Regions from separate parts of the Homo sapiens genome. Here region 2 is linked to region 1. A link is an interaction called in ENCODE POLR2A ChIA-PET data of the cell type or tissue named here. Cell type or tissue: HepG2. All regions are shown on one strand. Each heading gives the region's core, and the rest is flanking DNA. Links, peaks and the distances in the headings are about the cores only.

Region 1 (2,926 bases), core at 318-2,817:
GCAAATTAGTATTCTATAAATTCTCTCAAACACAAAGTGATAATCAGCTAAATGACAGTCGATGAGTCATCATTGTAGGTGGAAAGATGACAGTCAGGTCAGGAAGTGAATAAACTAGGTTTCTTATTTTTGCTCTGACTTCAATTTAACGTATTAGTTTGGGTAGGTCATTTAACCTGTCTGGACCTTATTTATTTGTAAAATGAGGGTATAAACCTGGTTGTCTCTGGTGTCCCTTCCAGCTTTGATGTTTTGTGAGCATGTAGTTCAATAGTCAAAATTACTGGGTAACAAAGCAGAGTCCAGCAAGTGTTATCTATGCAGAAGTGATTTCCATTTGAATGGTCAGATATTAGAGCTTGGACATTGTCCTGGGTTCTGTGGACAGACCAAGGGATAGAGAGGAACAGAAGACTGACCAATAACACATGCATACTTATATGCAACAATTTATCCCAAATACAACATTTCTCAAATTTCCCTACAACAAAGACAAAGGTTAATAATTAAAGAACATTAGTGTACAGACCATTAGAAATAAGTAGTATCTTCCTGAGTGGCAGAGTTCTGCTACATAATTGGTAACACAACTAAGGAAACATTTAAGGGTGATCTCTATTTCAGGAAAAGAGAGTTAACAGAAGATGCCTCTCAAGGGAAATGGAATCCCACACATTTGAGACTCCTAAAAATGTACTCAAAGTTGAAGTAAAAATGATGCCACAGGGAATAATCTGGCACTGGCAAGCAGGTAGACTTGTTAAGCAAATGGGATTTCTCATTTCTGTTTGCCATGTTTCTAAGAGGAAAATGGCCAGGAAGAGAGAATATGGCTGAGAACATAGTCTCAGATCTGTACAAGCATGCAGGCTTGAATGAAAAAAACTATCTCAGGGATACTACTTTTTAAATTTTTAACTTTCAATTTTGGAAAAAATTTAAACTTGTAAAAAATATGCAAGAATAGCACAATGAACCCCCAAATATTCAGCAATTTATAACATTTTGGTACCTTTATGCACTTTCTCTGTCTGTCACACCCACTCTCATTCTTGCTCTCTCTCCTCCTCTCTCTGTCTCCCCCACCACACACATATAGCGATATGGCTGTATATGAGTGTGTTTATGTGTATATATACACTCATTGTCATTTTTATGACCATCATTTTTGTTGACTTATTTGAAAGTGCATTGCAGATATAATGACCCTTTAACCCGACATCCTTTCTAGAAGTTTTTCTCTTACATAACCACAGTACAATTATCAAATTCAGTATATTTAACATCAGTACAGTGCTATTATCTAATATATATTCCATATTCAAATTTCACCAGTTATTCCTAGAATGTTCCTTATAGCCATGTCTTTGCCTTTACCAATGATCTAATCCAGGATCATGCATTACTGTCAGATGTCATGTCTCTTTAGACTCCTTTTTTTTTTTTTTTTTGGAGACAGTCTTGCTCTGTCACCCAGGCTGGAATGCAGTGGTGCAATCTTGGCTCGCTGCAAGCTCCGCTGCTCCGCCTCCTGGGTTCACACTATTCTCCTGCCTCAGCCTCCCGAGTAGCTGAGACTACAGATGCCTACCACCTCGCCCGGCTGATTTTTTGTATTTTTAGTAGAGATGGGATTTCACTGTGTTAATCAGGGTGGTCTCAATCTCCTGACCTCGTGATCCGCCTGCCTCGGCCTCCCAAAGTGCTGGGATTATGGTGTGAGCCACTGCACCCAGCCTAGACTGGTTTTATCTGAAAGTTTTCAGCTTTTATTTGTCTTTTGTCATGCTGACTTTTTTTTTTTTGAGTTTTGTGGAATGTCTTTTATTTTTGGGTTTTTCTGATATTTCCTCATGCATGGATTGAGGTTACACATTTTGAGAGTAATGCAGTTTACACTGCATTAAGTTCATCATATCAAAAGGCACAAGATACCAGTTTGCCCCAGATTCGGTGACATCAACTGTGATCTCTTTAGCAAACATAGTATCTGCCAGGTTTCTCCACTGTAGGGTGAACTTTTTCTGGTATTAAGTATTTTGTATACATATTATATTCCTCATCAACTTTTATGAAATAGTTTTGCAGTCACCAATGATTCTTGCCTGAATCAAGTACTATTATGATGTTGTAAAATGATTGTTTCTAACTCTGTCATTCCTTTTGTATTTACTAGTTGGAATTCCATTCCGTTGTAAGGAAGAGCTTTCTCTTCTCCCTTCTTGTTTAGTGCCAGTAAGGACTAATGGATTTTTTTTCCCAACAATGAGTTGTAAGCTATTAGTATCATTATTTATTGTGATTCTTAAATTGCCCTATATTTGGCTGGTGGGTAATATTTCCTTTTAACATTTTCACTCATTTGTCATGACCCCTCATTTTTTTAGTGGATGGTATCATCAGCAGTCTTGGGAACTTTATGAAAATTTGTATTAACTTAAAAAAAATTGAAGTGAAATTCACATAACATAAAAGTAATCATTTATAAATGTACAATGTATAAATTTGCTGGCATTTAATGCATTGACAGTGTTGTACAACCACCACCTATATCAAGTTACAAAGTGTTTTCACCACACCAAAAAAAAACTGTACCCATTAAGCAGTTATTTCCTGTTCTCCCTTTCCCCTTGCTCTTGGCAACTACCCATCTGCTTTTTGTCTCTGTGAATTTACCTATTCTAGAAATTTCATATAGTTGGAATTATATGTGACCCATTATGTCTGGATTCTTTCACTTAGTATAATGTTTTTGAGATACATCCACATTGTAGCATGAATCAGTACTTCTTCTTATGGCTGAATAATATTGTATTATGTATATATAACATTTTGTTTCTCCATTTATCCATCGACAGATATTTGTTTCTTTTTTTCATGTTCTGACTATTATAAATAGTGCGGCTATGAACATTCATGTGCATGT
Region 2 (2,926 bases), core at 331-2,830, 240 kb after region 1:
AGTTTTTGATTGTACAGCAAATACTAAACTACAAAAGCTGTGAACTCAAAAATTTAATTCTTTGTTCTAAGATGGTATAATGGTGAGGTATATATGTTTATACTTATATACTTGGAAGGACGGAGCACAAAGCTTTCTTCCTTCCAGGGGTTGTCTCCTATTTCTTCTGGTACCAGTCTCCTTGATGAATTGCTAGAACACTGTTTAGCAACTTTCTTCAGTATTGAGTTGAGCTAATGTGTATATGTTACATATACACTATATATATATATAAAGTTGCATATAACACACACACACACACACTCTTAACTTTGTGTTAATATGACCAGTAAGGCCTGATTTATGTCTAGTGACCATTTCTTACATGACAGGCTGCTGTGCTGGTATGGGAAAGTGATAGTCTAAACTGAATGTGCTCCAGCAGTAACTACAGTGAATTTCTGTGGAAGTCCCAGTTTTAAAACTACATTTAAGATTTATTATTCATAAAGAATATTTGAAGAAGCTTTAAAAATAAATTACAATAAAAAACTAGAGACTTCTAAATAAACTTAGAACAACCAATGAAATTATAAGGAGAAAGACGCTAGAAGCAACTTCAAATGAATTTATTAATATAGATGAGCACTAAACTTAATTCTCAAGTTACTGGCATCTGAAGCAAAAAAGAAAATAACTTAGTTGATCTAGTTCTCATTGTTTACCTGAAGAGAACTTTCATATTCATCTCAGAGGCCTTCATGAATCAGGCTGGTAAGTAAATGAGAGAATTGACTGGGCATAAACCAAAGAGAATGGTACAGCTTGTGTTTGCCCCATTCAAAGGAGTTTGAGCTAAAGCTAAGCAGAAACCAAAATCTTTTTCACTGACTAAATAAAACCAAAGGGCTGAGATGCACTTAGACAGCTGAGTTACCATTGAAATACAGGGGAAATTTATCCTGAATTTGTCATATTAGGCCTTCTGTAACATGAAATGTAATGTTTAATATGCAAGTTATTTTATTTAAAAAAGTCATTGCTTTAAATCGTCTTCTAATATTGAACTTCTGAAAAAGCTGAAAGATTAAATTTATTGTTTTGCCTCAGTGAATGTACTATGAAGTCTCTAAAAATCAGCCATCCCCCCAGATGGTCTAAGAATGCCCCTAGGTGGCAAGACATAATTAAAAATACTCTAATTTTGTGATTAAAGCTCTCTCTCTCTTTTTTTTTTTTTTTTTGAGACGAAGTTTCACTCTTGTCACCCAGGCTGGAGTGAAATGGCACAATCTTGGCTCACTGCGACCTCTGCCTCCCAGGTTCAAGCGATTCTCCTGCCTCAGCTTCTTGAGTAGCTGGGATTACAGGCACCCACCACCACACCCTGCTACTTTTTGTATTTTTAGTGGAGATAGGATTTCACCATGTTGGCCAGGCTAGTGTCAAACTCCTGACCTCAGATAATCTGCCTGCCTCAGCCTCCCAAAGTGCTGGGATTACAGGCATGAGCCACCGTGCCCGACCTCATGATTAAAACTCTTCTAAGAGCTCCACTTTTTCTTGTTCTAGAATGAATATCTCCAGCAATGCAATAAATGTTCTCCCTTGCATTAAATAGGAAGCAAGGCCATAATATGACAATTAATTACATCTTATGTATGAGGTAGAATGTGGCAGAGGGGAGTGAGGCATTACTGATCACCAGTAGAGTTCCCAGAGGAAAACATGTCAGGAGCTGTACTGGAGGGAGCAGGGAAACCTGCCCTAATCCTTTCTCCTACTGGCCTGGTTACCTAAATGCATTCTCAGAATTAGAAAAACTCATCACGACTTCTGTGTCTATTTCTATATGTTTATGTTATTCATATGATCAGAGAAACCTGAATTCTCCCTCTGCATTCTCATACTCCAGTAATTTTTATCTCTGTGATAGCAGAATTCCTATGAAGAATTCTAAGTTTCTTGGTGGTACTTGTGAACAAAAGAAACTTTTTATTATTATCACTATGTGCAAAATGCCTGTCCAGGGTTAAGTGGTGATCCATGTGACTTAAATTCAGTTCTGGGTAGGTACATAGCTCGAGACTTGGGCTTCACAACGTTCTGAGTTCACCAATGGTCACCAGGCCAAGTAAAGCTACAGAAAAGCTAGGAAGCACGCCACCAGCAGGCCCCTTTTAGATTGTGAAAAATAGGGAAGGCAGGCTTGTCAGCTGAAGAGAGTGGTCTATGACTACTGGCTAGAAGAGAAGGAATGTGTCACATACTGGGACGTCCTGAACTTTAGCATGGCTTACTTTGCTAAGATGTTATTTAGCAAAACCCATGAATATACCAGGATAACGACAGTACAGTGCAAAACCTGGCTAAAATCAGAATGACAGAGTAGGGTTTTTTTGTTTGTTTTTTCTTTGTTTGTTTTGAGAGGAGTCTTGCTCTGTCCCCAGGCTGGAGTGCAGTGGTGCAATCTCGGCTCACTGCAACCTCCACCTCCCAGTTCAAATGATTCCCCTGCCTCAGCCTCCTGAGTAGCTGGGACTACAGGCACACGCCACCACACCCAGCTAATTTTTTGTATTTTAGTAGAGACGAGGTTTCACCACGTTGGCCAGGGTAGTCTTGATCTCCTGACCTCGTGATCCGCACACCTCAACCTCCCAAAGTGTGGGGATTACAGGCGTGAGCCACCGCGCCCAGCCCTACAGAGTGGTTTTAAAGTCAAATCAGTTCGGAAGCAGTTTTAAAAAAAACCCTGCTGGGACCTTTAGCTTCAATTAGGGACTTTCACCGAAGCCTCTAACAAGTCTGAGAGCACTGTTTGTTTTAAAGCACTAAACACTTTAGACTTCACCTGGAAAGAATACCTGGGTACCTCTGAATAAATCAGTGACCCCAAATGTCTAGAGAACAAATGAAGATTCTGCAGATTCTTTCCCTCTAGTAT

The links. Peaks named below come from ENCODE experiments on the same cell type or tissue, not always from the same donor. Only the 100,000 strongest peaks of a DNase experiment are listed, where the experiment ranks them.
Region 2: POLR2A ChIA-PET joins it to region 1 with 6 read pairs; 2 of 35 experiments call an interaction of 5 or more read pairs at or near these places.

Annotation. Positions count from the first base shown.
Region 1 is chr7:111,071,427-111,074,352 of GRCh38, reverse strand. All of the region lies in intron 3 of IMMP2L (inner mitochondrial membrane peptidase subunit 2), which reads left to right. Among named protein-coding and RNA genes, the nearest start is that of LRRN3, 18 kb to the left of the region's middle. In HepG2, for the core only: no CTCF peak of the experiment used is centred there; a DNase peak (open chromatin) is centred at 1,462.
Region 2 is chr7:110,831,737-110,834,662 of GRCh38, reverse strand. The region is part of intron 5 of IMMP2L (inner mitochondrial membrane peptidase subunit 2); the gene reads left to right. Among named protein-coding and RNA genes, the nearest start is that of LRRN3, 260 kb to the left of the region's middle. In HepG2, for the core only: a CTCF peak has its summit at 2,147; no DNase peak of the experiment used is centred there.